Linked DNA regions of Mus musculus: region 1 is linked to region 2. Evidence: chromatin contacts called from ENCODE Hi-C or POLR2A ChIA-PET data. All regions are on one chromosome and are shown on one strand. The core of a region is the stretch at or near the end of the contact, and the rest is flanking DNA. Distances in the headings are between cores, read along the strand shown. Region 1 holds the start of Gprc5a (G protein-coupled receptor, family C, group 5, member A). Region 2 holds the start of Ddx47 (DEAD box helicase 47).

The links. Hi-C counts contacts between places; a loop is a spot of excess contacts on that map. ChIA-PET counts read pairs that join two places held with the same protein, here RNA polymerase II (POLR2A).
Region 1: a loop to region 2 is called in a map of mouse trophoblast stem cell, with 1.8 times the contacts of the local background. The contact joins the promoter of Gprc5a here to the promoter of Ddx47 in region 2. A Hi-C loop is called at or near these places in 7 of 37 maps with a recorded cell type or tissue (Patski, T-helper 17 cell, mouse embryonic stem cell and 1 more). POLR2A ChIA-PET finds 5 or more read pairs at or near these places in 3 of 5 experiments (Patski and embryonic stem cell).

The regions. Positions count from the first base shown.
Region 1 is chr6:135,062,075-135,069,262 of GRCm38, reverse strand. Gprc5a (G protein-coupled receptor, family C, group 5, member A) reads right to left here and starts at 3,601. Exons shown (of 4, transcript NM_181444.5): 1 at 3,488-3,601.
Region 2 is chr6:135,009,944-135,016,913 of GRCm38, reverse strand. It overlaps Ddx47 (DEAD box helicase 47), which reads right to left and starts at 5,302. Exons shown (of 12, transcript NM_026360.3): 1 at 5,186-5,302; 2 at 4,519-4,612; 3 at 1,531-1,719; 4 at 1,267-1,338; 5 at 974-1,092; 6 at 261-332. The coding sequence starts at 5,272.

The sequences.
Region 1 (7,188 bases), core at 2,352-4,851, 54 kb before region 2:
CTAGGGAACTCCCGGGATCTGTTTGCCTCTGCATCCATGCATGGCCATCTGCTGCCATGGCCTGGGTTTTACACGGGTGCTAACTCATGATCCTAACTCTCATCCTCATACCTACGCATCAAGCACTCTCTCTTACCCACTGAGACATCTCCTCAGCCCCTATAGACTTTTTTAAATTAGTCCTCGGCAGATGCCATACATAAAATAAATAACCAGCAAAATCACGAGAATGTTTTCTGGATACTTTACCAGAAACACTGTCTATCTTCATACCAATCATATCTCCATTATTAACCAAAGAATTCACACTCTCAGAATCTGCACTTGTCAAGCACTTTGTATAGCAGCTATAAGTAGCAGGGGCTTTTACTATTTATTTATTTATTTATTTATTTATTTATTTATTTATTTATTTATTTATTGGTTGGCTGGTTTTTCGAGACAGGGTTTCTCTGTATAGCCCTGGCTGTCCTGGAACTCACTCTGTAGACCAGGCTGGCCTCGAACTCAGAAACCCACCTGCCTCTGCCTCTGGAGTGCTGAGATTAAAGGCATGCCCCACCATGCCCCGGGCAGGGGCTTTTAGAAGCCATGAACTTGTAACTTGAATGTAGCCACAAATGATACAAAAGCAAATGAGTTTTAATAGATCCCCATGAAACTCGTCATTAAGAAGGAAGAAAACGAACGTATGGGCCACTTTGGACAACAGACCATAGTTGCTACCCCTTCTCTATCAGATGGAATCTATCCAAATGGTCACACATGTTTGCCAAAAACTGAGTGCAGTTTAGAACAGAGTGATCTGAAATTCTAAAATAAACATACAGATTCCGTGCCTTGGGTCACACCTGCACTCCAGCCACTTGAGATGTGAAAGAGGAGAAGCACTTGAGCCTGTGAGATTAAAATACTCCAGGGCAATGGATCAAGCCTTGTTCGAAGGAAGGAAGGAAGGAAGGAAGGAAGGAAGGAAGGAAGGAGAAGGAGAAGGGAGGGGAGGGGAGGGGAGGGGAGGGAAGGGAAGGGAAGGGAAGGGAAGGGAAGGGAAGGGAAGGGAAGGGAAGGGAAGGGAAGGGAAGGGAAGGAGGCAGGCTATAAAAGTAAGGATAAGGTGGGCATGGTAGAGCATGCCTGAGTCTCAGCTCTTGGGAAGCAGAGTTCAGGCCAACCCCGGCCATAGAGTGAGTTGCAAGAGTTCAGGCCAGCCAGGCTATATCGTGGGTTACAAGCTGGTCAGGGTCACAAAGAAACCTCGACTCAAAAAGAAAAAAGGTGGTAGGGGAGCAATAAAAATGCAAACACTGGGCTTTCAGAGGGTAGCTCAGGCCTGTAATTCCATCACTCAGAAACCAGAAGTAGATCTGACTGGGGCAGCCTCGTGTGCACAGTGAATTCCAGGTCAGCCATGGTTACCTGAGTCCCTTTCCTAAAAGGGTAACACCAATGGGCGAGATGGCTCAATGGTAAAGGTGTTTGCTGCCAAGTCTAAGGACCCAAGTTCCTCACACAAGACACCATTAATTCCCTCAAGTTGTCCTTTGACCACCAGATGTGCAGTGTGGCGTGTTCACACCAGGGAGACAGAGGCACAGCAACAAAGAGAGACACAGAGACAGTCAGGCAGACAGAGAGACACACAGAGTCAGAGTCAGAGACAGACAGACAGACAGAAAGACACAGAGACAAAGAGAAACAGAGACAGAGAGACAATCACACAGAGTCAGTGACAGAGAGAGAGAGTCAGAGAGGACAGAGGCAAAGAGACAGAGAGACACACAGAGACAGAGACAGACAGACAGAAAGAGACAGAGAGAGAGAGCACTCAAACAAACAAAAGCCAGCGTTGCTCTGATCCCCTCAAGTGAAAAACTGTTCTGTTTGCCCCCACCCACTGCCCCTGCTCTCTGTGGATCTTCAGAAAGAGCAGAAATCCCCAATCCACATTCCTCTTCACACTCTGTTATCCTCAATTACCTCTCAAGAATGGAATGAAGGCGCACATTTTTTTCAACCTGCTGCTTACGGATACTGTGCAACTACAGACAGGCAGGACCTACACACAGAAAAGACGCTTGCCTACGACTCCTCAGCATAAGGACCTGGCGGCAGGTGGCTGCTGGATAAATGACTGCAGAACCAGGAAACACAGGGCTGCCTGGAGCCAGGTAGAGACCTTTTCTTGGGAAGTCAGAGACAGCTGTGGCCATTCCCTTTGGGCCTGGGGGCCAGCCTCTCCATTCCCTCTTTGATCCTAAGGCACCTCCCAACCCTTCCTCCCCTCCCCTTCCTTCTCTCTATCAGTGATGGCCAGTACAAAAACCCCTAAGGGTGAAGTGTTGGCCTCACCCTCCCCTCCACCTTCCCAGGCCATTGTATCTGAAGTGGCTAAAGAATTCTCCTTCAGTAAAGAGCAAAGAAGAGACTGTTTCCAGAGAACCTTTCACCAGGCTTCAACAAAAGCCTCAGACACTTGCCTGGAGAAAAGGCAGGCAGGCACGGTGATGGTCCTTCAATTACCTGCTTCCAGGCAGGCTTTTGCCATTTGGGAGCCTTCTACCATGAGACCGATACCTGTTATCCCAACACTCTGCAAACTGAGGCAGAATGGTGGTTACAAGCTCGAGGCCAGCCTGAATGTCTAAAAAAAACAAACAAACAAAAAAAAACAACAACAACAAAACAACAACAAAAAAAAAAAACAACTGCTGTTTCCTGTCTTTCCATTCAATGTGATCTGCCAGCCTCCTCCTGCCTGTGTCTCTTCTCCTCCGGGAAGACAAGCTTTTCACCCCCTCTTGTTAAAGAGAGACAGGGTCTTAGAGACTGGGGCAACAGGAAAAGTAAGGGATGGGGTGGAGGAACAACACGCACATGAGAAGGGGGGGGGGGCGTTGAGGTGAGTCACTTCCTGACCTCCACGGCCTTCGCTCCTTTGGGAAGGAAGCGGCTGGCATCCTCTCCCTCTACCCCTCTATTCATTCACAGACCCTTGAAACTCAGATGGGAGTTGAAAGCATCATAGCCCATCTTCCACCCACCAGTGGCTACATAGAACCTGTGGGAGGGGCCTAGTACAGTTCAAGACGGACCTCTCTTTTAATATTGGTATTTTAAACTACTGTTTTGTATCTGGAGACAGAGACTTATATAGCCCAGGCTGACCAGGAACTCACAGTAGAGTCAAGGCTGGCCTTGAACTCTTGATTCTTCTGCATCTACCTCCCAGGTGCAGAATTACAGGCCTGTGCTACAGTTTCTAACTGTTTGCTGATTGGTCTTTCCCCTCTGTTTTAGCCCAGAGAACACATTCAGAGGTGAGAGAAGTTAAGGACATTCCTTTCTCGGTTTCATCTGTTTCTCCTAGCCAGCTGTAGTCCATCACGGGCTGTACTGTCTCAGTTCTCCTTCCCCAAGGCTCCCCACGCCCCACTCTCCGGATTTAAAACTGGGGCCCGGAGCGCGCTCCTGGGTAAACCCCTCTTACCTGGGCGCCGCGGCGCTCGGGGTGAAGCGAGAACTTGCGACTCACGCGTGAAAGGCGAGAGCGCTCAACCCCTGGCTACTGGGCAGGTCCTGGGACAAGGATCCCGCCTTGGCCGCGCAAAGCGGTTATAAAGGCTTCTGTCGCCGGAGGGAGGGAGAGGGTGAACCGAGGGACAAGGGGCGGGGGCGGGGCGGAGGGAGAGGACACGCCTAATCCAGTTCCGCGGCACTTCTCGCTGTTGTGAAAATAAAGTCACCGTGCCAGAGAATGAACTGAAAGCCTCCCTGACGTCAGAAGCACAGTCACTCATGAAATAGGTGGCGGGGTTGCGGGGGAAGCACCCTAGACTGCCAGGCGTAGCTCTCGACGAGTGTTCAGGTCGGTCCCAGAGCTCCCGCCCTTATGAAAAGAGCCACACGGTGAACCCAGCTACGGATGAGCGCTGCTGGCTGTCATCTCCTGGAGGGAACCACACCCATCCTCCCTGAGGGCACTATAGGGCCCCAAGGGCAAAGACTTAAGCCAGCAGCTCCAGGCAGCTCCTTTGTTACTTTCTGTGGGAGAAGTTGGTCTTTATTTCCCCTTGGCGGCACCTGTCTCTCCATCACCCACTCCTTCCTCCGGTGAGCAGGGAGAAGCCAAGTTTAAATGGGAAGAGACAGCCACTCACTCTCCTGTGGGTCCCCCAGTCGCGGCTAAAGAGTAAAGACCAAGGAAAAGTTGAGACGCTTCAGCAAGGCCCTTCTTGGAACTGTCGCATAGCCAAGTTAGCATGGCCTGACTGAGAGATCATATCGCCTTTCTTTTAACCACCTCTCCAAAAGTTTGACAAAGCAGTTGATAGGAACAGAGACGCCAGATAAAATTTTGAAATGAAGGAATTTGCCTTTGGTGTCTGATTCCTCCTGCTTAGGTAGGGGCCCGCAGCGCATCCATTATCAGGCCAGTCCGGCTGAAACCTGCCTGCTCCGTAGTCAAAAAGTCCTGGAATGTCAACGCACTGGACCAGGTTTACCCCGTTGGTTGCGTTGGTGGGCAGCGGGGGAACTAAGCTTTTTAGGTAGTAGGGAAGGCCTGGAGCAGGCCTTCTAAGTGCTTTAGTTCAGTTTTAATACAATTTTTCATGTATGGCGACCCCCAGCCATAAAATTATCTTTGTTATTACCTCATAACTGTAATTTTGCTTCTGTTATGAATCTTAATATACATATCTGTGCTTTTTACTGGGCTTAGGTGACCCCTGTGAAAAAGATGTTTAACCCCTACAAGGGGCTGAGACCCACTTTTCTCCACACCCTTAAATGCTTTTTAAAATGTAACAAACAATCTTGCCAGATGGTAGGGGCTCACAACTTTAATCCCAGCACTCCTAAGGGAGAGGCAAGCAGATCTCAGTGAATTGGAGGCCAGTCTGCTCTACACAGTGAGTTCCAGAACAATCAGGGATGCACAGAGAAACCCTGTCTCAAAAAAAGAAAAGAAAAGAATAAAATGTAACAAGCCAGGCCTGGCGCGGGGCACCTCTGTAACGCCAGCACTTGGGTGGTAGAAGCAGGTAGAAAAACACTTCAAGGCCAGTTTCTACTACATAGGAGTTTGAGGTCACCTGAAGGTGACTTGCTGCAAATGACAGTTCGAGTCAGCATTTGGGAGACTGAAACAGGAAGATGGCCACCGGCCTGAGCCACATAGGTGATATAGGGCAACGGGAAAGGGGGAGGGGGGGCTACTCTCAAGAGCCTGACTCAAAAAGGCAGAGGAGATGGGAAGGTGGCTCAGCCAATAAACTACGTGCTGCCTAACCTGATAACCAGAGTCCAATTCCCAAAATCGGCATGAAGGTCAACCAAGTCCAAGAAGAGAACCAAGACTGTAAAGTTGTCCTCTGACCTACACACAGGACCATGGTGAGTGCTACACACACACGCACATACACACACACACACACACACACACACACACACACACACCAATAGAAAGACTCTTCATGAGCTTATGCTGTGATGTATAAGGTACTGGTTCAAACACCAGAGCCAAAACAACCTAAATCTTTGGAGTCTATATTTCTATTGATCTCGTACCTAAGAAACCGCAGTCAATATTTAACTTGGCCATCTCCCTTGTGGCCTGCAGGTCAGAGGTCGTCAAGTTCTCCTCCTCTCCTGGGGTTCACCAAGAGACAGGGGCCTGGGGAAAGGGCTTGGGGAATGATGAGACCGGAAAGGGCTTCTCTCTAAACTTCTACAATCTCATCTATAGAAACTGAAGCTAGACCAGTATCCAAGAGAACCATGGATGGACTGGAGAGATGGCTCAGAGGTTAAGAGCACTGACTGTTCTTCTAAATATCCTGAGTTCAAATCCCAGCAACCACGTGGTGACTCACAACCATCTGTAATGGGATAGGATGCCTCGTCTGGTATGTCTGAAGACAGCTTCAGTGTACTTACAAAGTAAATCAGTAAATCGAAGAAGAAGAAGAAGAAGAAGAAGAAGAAGAAGGAGGAGGAGGAGGAGGAGGAGGAGGAGGAGGAGGAGGAGGAGGAGGAGGAGGAGGAGGAGGAAAAAAAAGCTTGGCCCAAGCAAGGTAGTATAGACCTTTGATCCCAGGAGACTAAGGCAAGGGGATCTCTGAGTTCAAGGTCAGCCTAGGACGAAACAAGTCCCAGATCCAGGCATGGTGGTACACACCTCTAACCTGGGCCACACCTTTTGCTGGAGACCTGCATAAGGACATTGGAAAAAGGAAGATTCGCTCTTCCTTGACGCTTGCACTTACTTGCCAGCACATCTGTTGGAATCCACTTCTACAGAAGACCAGCTGAAATAACTAGCTTTGTTTCATAATAAATTCCCTCAATATAGAAAGACATTCCATACATTCTGTGACTCTAGAGAACCCTGTATACATTGGAACAGCAGTTGGTCGAATCATAAGAAGTAAAAAGATATAGGGAGCTGGGCGTGGTGGCTCATGGCCATAGTCCCAGCAATGGAGAGAATGAAGTGTGGTGACTATTGTGGGTTCAAGTCTGCATATCAAGTGCCATCCATGTCTGGACTCTAAAGTGAGACCTTAGAAGAAAATGAAGAAGGAAGGAGAAGAAATGAGAGGGAAAAAGAACTTGCTTTATCATCTGTTTAACCCAATAGATCCCAAATAGCACCATCTCAGCACATTATCTTTTCAAATATGAGGGGAGAGGGGGCTGGAAAGATGGCTAAGCTGTTAAGAGTGGCTGCTTTTTCAGAGGACTTGGGTTCAGTTCCCAGCACTCACATGGTAGCTCCTAACTGTCTGTCTCTCCAATTTCAGGGGACCCATACCATCTTCTGGCCTTTCTGGGTACCTAGTACATACATAGTACACAGATGAACCTGCAGTCAAAACACACATACACAGAAAACAATTAAAAAAAAAAAACAGAGATTCTCTACGTAGCCCTGGCTGTCTTGGAACTCACTCTCTAGACTACATTGGTCTCGGACTCAGAGATCTACCTATCTCTGACTCCCTAAGTGCAAGGATTTAAGGTATTCACCACCATCACCACCACCAACCACCACCACCACCACCAACACCACCACCACCAACCAACCACCACCACCTCCACCATCACCACCACCATCACCACCACCACCACCACCACCACCACCATCACCACCACCATCACCACCACCACCACCACCATCACCACCAC
Region 2 (6,970 bases), core at 4,053-6,552:
GAGGCAGGGTCTCCCTACGGTGCCCAGTCTGGTCGTGAACTTACTTTGTGGTCCACTCAGGCCTTAAACTTGTCATCCACCTGCCTCGGCCTCCCAAATAGCTGGGATACTCATGTATCAATTCCTTTCTTTTTTTTTTTAATTTTTGGTTTTGGGTAGGGCTTCACCATATGGAGCAGCCTGGCCCGGAACTGGCGATTGCCTGCTCGTGTTTGTGTGTCATTTCTTATAGAGGAAGCAGGAGCCCAAGCAAACCTCACCTTCTTGGTCATGGTGGCAGAAAAGAGAAATGTTTTCCGATCTCGGGGAATCACTTTGAGGATCTTGTCAACCTGGAGCACACAGGAAAGAATGCCAGTGACATTTAGACTAGATGTCTATAGATTCTCTGCATGGTATAGGGGATGTCGGGCGACGAGACAGGACTACTGAGAAACCAAACCCTGGAGGTTTAAGGACTTAAAACTCAATTCAGATTTTCAGGTAGAATTGACTGAATATTTACACTTTGATACTAGACCAGACAACACTGTCAAGCAGCTCAGGAAAGATGGTGAAACCCCCAGGTATACAGAGCTCGCTCAGCAAATGAGACAGAAGTGCAGGGTTAAGGCCTCACCTCTCAGGTCAGCCAGGACCACATTCTAAAGGTGAGACGCCCCAAGCCTGCAGGGAAACAGTGGGCATGATGCTGCTCTCACTGAGGTCGACACAGAGCTCTACAGAGATGGGGCCCAAGGAACCAAAACCAGTGTCAAAGAGAGGACCAGAGAAGCTCTAGGGACACTGCTGTTATAAACTCACCTCTAGGCTGGGCAGAGTGGCACATGCCTTTAATCCCAGCACTTGGGAGGCAGAGACAGGTGGATCTCTGTGAGTTCAAGGCCAGTCTGGTCTACACAGGACAGCCAGGGCTGTTAGAGAGAAACCCTATCTCAAAAAAACAAACAACAAACAAACAAAAAAAACTCACCTCTGTCTCAAAATCCATGTTCAGTATCCGGTCTGCTTCATCCATGACCAAGTACTTAAGAGCTCTTAAGTTGAAGCCTTTGGTATTTTCCAAGTGGTCAATCAGTCGGCCAGGAGTAGCTACCAAGAAAGGTTAAGGACCCAAAGGTAAGAAAATCATCTTCTTCCCAGAAAACAATGAAGACACGGAAGAGTCAGCAGAGTCACAGGTCCACTCCCCAGGTGTCACCCAACATTTTAGACTGTCTCCAACCCATATGGTCATGGTGGTATTTACCTGTGTCAGTGACTCACCTATTACTATATGTGGTTTTTTGGCCAATGCTAGTGACTGAGACATTGAATCAATTCCACCAACAATGACAGCTACAGAAACAAAGCAAACACAGAACCTTCTCAGTGAGCACCTTCAAGCCAATATTAGATTTCTACTTACATCTGTCCACCCACTCCCAAGGCTAAACCACAACACCAGCTCCTTAAGTCAATACCGTGCCCTCCTGCTCTCCTTCCCCACTTGGGATGGCACACAGGGCTCTGTCCTGCTTAGGCACTTACCACACTGCACTCCAATAGATGACCCCAGGGCCTCGAACTGCTCAGAGATCTGAAAGGCCAACTCTCGAGTAGGGGTGAGGACCAGGGCGAACAGTCGCTGGGGCGTCTCCAGCAGGGCATTCAGGATGGGCAAAGCAAAGGCACCTGTTTTCCCAGATCCCGTTTCTGCCAACCCAATAATATCACGACCTGCAAGAAACAAAACAAAACTCTTTTACAAAGAAAGGCACTCTGAGCTCCTTCAGTGTTTTCTATACGGACACAATGCTGGGCACAGGCTCTCCCTCGTCAATTAGAATAAACTGAATAAACAAAAAGGGCACGGCCTCTACCCTATATTAGCTAAAATTCAGTAACAGGCCAGAGGTAGCCTGTGCCTTTAATCTCAGCACTCAGGAGGCAGAGGCAGGCAATCTCTAAGTTCAAGGACAGCCTGATCTACGGAGTGAGTTCAAGGATAGCCAAGGCTACACCGAGAAACCCTGTCTCAAAACAAAACAAAAAAGTTTAACTTAAGGCTAATTTCTAATTCTAAAATTGTTTTATGTGGTCTGTGTGTGTGTGTTTTTCCATGTATAACTGTGGCAAGTCAGAAGACAACGTGTAGGACTCCGTTCTCTACTTCTACCATGTGGGTCCCAGAAATCAAACTCAGCAGTAAGAGCCTTTAACCACTGAGCGATCTTACCAACACACATGTTTAATTAGGTAAGGCCCTTAATACAGGCCCCTAGAAAAGATAAAAAGTACATAAAGGGGAATGCCAGGCTAACAGAGATCTACAAATTCTACATGGAAGTAAGCAAAAGGCAGGACAGCTATTCCTGCATGAGGACAGAGGGCCGGGGCTCTAAGAAACAGTGTATGACGGGGCTATGTGAAGCCCCACCTGGGCTGAATGGCAGGGTATTAAACAGGTAGGAATGAGGCTAGGAAGGGGCTCATAAACCCCTAATGGATCCTGATAAACAGGGAATTTCACAGGTGGTGTTATTCTTCTCGAAGATAAACCCAGAGGAGGCAAGGAGCTGAACGGTCCACGTGATGGTGCACAGCTGTAGTCCCACCTACATGGGAGGCTCAGAGAAAGAGGAGCACTCAGGCCTAGGCGTTTGAAGCCAGCCTGGACAGCACAGCAAGGACCCATCTCAAAAGTAAAAGCGAACAAAAACTGGTTGAAAGGAACGTGGTGGGTGACATCAATTTTAGTATGGGAAACTGAAAAGCCAAAAACGGAGACAGGAACTATAGAAAAATCAGTTCTGGGAGGAAGTTAATGATTCTGGATACAGAGAACTTCAGGTTCAGAGAGAGAGAGCGAGAGCTACAAGCTACACAGGATATACTTATGCCAGCAGGCCTTCAGCTCATCTTCCTAAAGAATGGCGGCATGAAATACCCCTGGTTGCCAAAACTACTCGTGACCCATGAGCATCTTCATAACCTCGTTCCTCCCATTCACACAAAAGCCCTGAATTTCCACTCGGTTCGCATCCCTGAGGGGCATACACATCAGAGGTACAATCTATGAAGGAGGGGCTATGTCCCACATCTGAAAATTCTTCTTCTGTGTGTTTGCTTTGGTTTTTTTTTTTTTTTGTGACAGGGCTTCTCTGTGTAGTCCTGGCTGCTCTGGAACTCGCTGTGTAGACCAGGCTAGCCTCAAATTTAGAAATCTGCCAAGCCCTGCCTCCTGAGTGCTGGGATTAAAGGCACGCACCACCACCACCTGGTTTGACACCTGAAAATTCTAATTCAGTAGGTCCAAGTTGTTTTAGAATAAGGAAATAGAGGATGGTGATAGAATCGCTATTATAAAGCCAAAGGAAAGAAACAGTAGCTAAAGAGACAGGCTAGTAAAATACTGTGTTGAAATGAAAAGATAACTTCAAGAAAGGTCTGATCAAGGGTGTTGGAAGATACAGAATAAGCAAGATGGATTTTCTTTCTGGTTTTTTTTTTGGGGGGGGGGCGTTGTTTGTTTGTTCTTTGTCTTAAAGACAAAGTGTTTTCCTACTTGCTTAGTAGACCAGGCTAGCCCCAAACTCTCAGAAATCCTCCTGTCTCTGCCAATGGAGTGCTGGGATTAAAGGTGTGCACCACCACGCCTAGCTTTATGGTGGATTCTTTTTTTTTTTTTTCCTCTTTTTTTTTTTTAATTACGTATTTTCCTCAATTACATTTCCAATGCTATCCCAAAAGCCTCCCACACCCTCCCCCCCCCACTCCCCTACCCACCCATTCCCATTTTTTGGCCCTGGCGTTCCCCTGTACTGGGGCATATAAAGTTTGCCTGTCCAGTGGGCCTCTCTTTCCAGTGATGGCCGACTACGGCATCTTTTGATACATATGCAGCTAGAGTCAAGAGCTCCGGGGTACTGGTTAGTTCATAATGTTGCACCTACAGGGTTGCAGATCTCTTTAGCTCCTTGTATACTTTCTCTAGCTCCTCCATTGGGGGTCCTGTGATCCATCCAATAGCTGACTCTGAGCATCCACCTATGTGTTTGCTAGGCCCCGGCATAGTCTCACAAGAGACGGCTATATCACGGTCCTTGCACCAAACGCTTGCTAGTGTATGCAATGGTGTCATCGTTTGGAGGCTAATTATGGGTCTCTTGATGGTCCATTGTATGGATTCTTAATTCTCATCTCTTAGAGCTAACAGTCAGGATCTGCCATGCAAATTCAGACAGTAGAGTGCTCTAGGGGTTTAAAACTGTCGTCCCACCATTCATTAACGTCAGTGTCTACCTCCCAAATGGTACAGGCTTGTGCCACCGTGATCACACCTGGCTTTATATTTATTTGAAGCAAGGTCTCTGCCTCCTCGGTGTTAAGAACTCAAGTAGTCCTGCCATACCCAGGGAGAGATTATATCTTTATTTCACTTGGAATTTGACAGCAATAGCTCTTAGAAGCAACACAAAAACTGAATATAATGCCACACTGGCTCTGTACTAGCCTGCATATTTAATTCCAACCTACCTTGCAAGGCCAAAGGAATAGCTTCGATCTGGATCTTGGTGGGCTTTGCCCATCCCAACTGGTCACAAGCTTCACACAATACATCCGTAACACCCTTTGAATTCAGAAAACCATACTTTAGCAAAGAATACATCCTCACCTTTATCAGAGCCATCCTCCTGGTGATACGTAGCCCTTTGCACTTTACATAACTGTACATCTCAGACCCTGCTTTATATGAACACTATGGGACAGCGCCTTGAGACAATTTCTCTTCACCAGGGGCTGCTGTCAACTCTTTGCATGTATTATCTCATTTAACCCGTCAAATCAGTTCCGACCAGTGGCTAGCTATTATTCTACCAAGTGCCTCACGTGTATAAAGTGAGGCGCACACCATAACAACTTGCCTCTTGTAAGGAGGTCACGCGTGACCCTAGATAACATAAGGCTCTACAGTAACTGGGGAGAAAAACAAACGGGGGCTCTCACGACCCAGCGGCATCCTACAAGGCAAATGCACCCGAGGGAGCGTGAAGAGACCCCGAGTTTCTGACAGCCTGAAGATAGCATGAGCTAGGCCCCAAGGTGTTTTTACACACCACCGGCTGGGATATGAAGTACCCAAACCCTGGGTGAGCCTAAACGCCAACATCACAAAATAAATACCAGCATCACCCATTCTCACCAGGTCTTTAAATGTTTTCGTTTCCTCCTCTTCCGCAGCTGTCTGAAGGGCTCCAGAGGGGGAATCGGGTTCCTCGTCCGCCGCCATCTTGCTCGTGGGCTCCGGAAGTGGGGCCGAGGCGCAAGGCGTGCTGGGAAATGTAGGCGATTACTTTCCTAGAGTGTAGGTTCTGAACGCCTCCTGCTGGCGGGTCTGGCGTGGCAGCGCCCCACACAGGAGGGACTTGGAAGAACAGCAATGGCTGGAAGCCTGTGTGCCTAAGGAACTGAGACGATCCCTTCTTGCTGCCCTTTGGGTATCTGCCCTATTTTTTATTTTTTTAAATTGGTTTCTTGAGGCAGGATTTCATTCTGCAACTTCGGCCTTCCAGGGCCTTGGCTGTCTTCCCTTTGGCTTATCACTTTTCTAACTATAGAAATGTAAACACATGGACATCACGATACTATTTATTCATTACTTCATATATTTGACAACTGACAGCCTGCCATATGCTTGGACTGTGCTAGGTGTCTAATGATAGAGCAGGACAGTATCAACTTCCACTGCAAAGAGAAGGCAAACAATACATAGGTAATAATGGGCCACTTTGAATTATGAAAAGTGCTACATAAAAATAGGGGAGCAAAGCTTTGGGAGAAAGAATTGTCAGGATTGCTGCAAGACTGAGAAGGTGTCTCTGAGGCAGTGATATTTGAGCTGGGACCTTACTGATACCAGAAAGGCCGTTCTGAGTTCAGGGGACACCTATTCAAGACTGGCAGATCTGAGCCGAGCGTGGTGGCACACGCCTTTAATCCCAGCGCTTGGGAGGCAGAGGCAGGCAGATTTCTGAAACCCTGTCTCGAAAAAACAAACAAACAAACAAAAAACTGGCAGATCTGTGAATACAAAATTCCTGAGACCCGTGAGATATCTGAACTGCCACCACTTAAGCTAGTGAGGTACAATGTATGTTACATGCCCTGTGCCTGCAAGTGTACCCTAGTGGGGAGGCATTGGCATTCTCAATGTGTGGGGCACACTTTCTGAAACTGAGGCATTAGAGACAATCTGCTATGCTTTTCTTCGTGGTATCCCTTTCTCTGGCAGAGTGTGTTGTTAAAATGTGCGCAGCGCATGTCAAACATACCCTTAAGAGTATTTAGGGCTCCAAGTCCTGAGGCTGTTGTGGGAAAGGCCATAGATTTAAATATAATATAACTAAGATTGGGAGTGGTGGCCCATGCCTTTAATCCCATCACTCAGGAGACAGAGGCAGGTGAATCTCTGTGAAGTGGAGGCCTGCCCGGTCTACATAGCAAGTTCCAGAACAGTCAGGGTTACTTGGTAAGACCCTGTTTCAAATATATATTATATGTGTGTTATATTACAAGTGTGTATGGATGGATGTAACAACCTTCTACTAAAACACAGAGAAGCAGAAACTACACTTGAAGAGGTTTGTGATGATTGCCTGTGGAGGGAGGGGAATTAAGATAAAATGCACAAGTCGGAATTCAGAAACAAAATGACAGAAGATAAAAGAATAAATAGAAAAAGCCAAGGGAGGGGACTATGGTGGTACACTCCCTTAATCACAGAGCTTGGGAGGCAGGGGCAGGCAAATCTCTGAGTTCAAGGCTACCCTGGTCTACAGAGTGAGTTCCAGGACACCCAGGGCTATACAGAAAAACCCTGTCTGGAAAAACAAACAAAAACCATTGCTCTCATTCACCATGATGCTGGTCTTCAGAAAAGAAACTGGGAAAGGAGACTGCCTCAGAGACAAGAGGCGGTCTTTGTTTC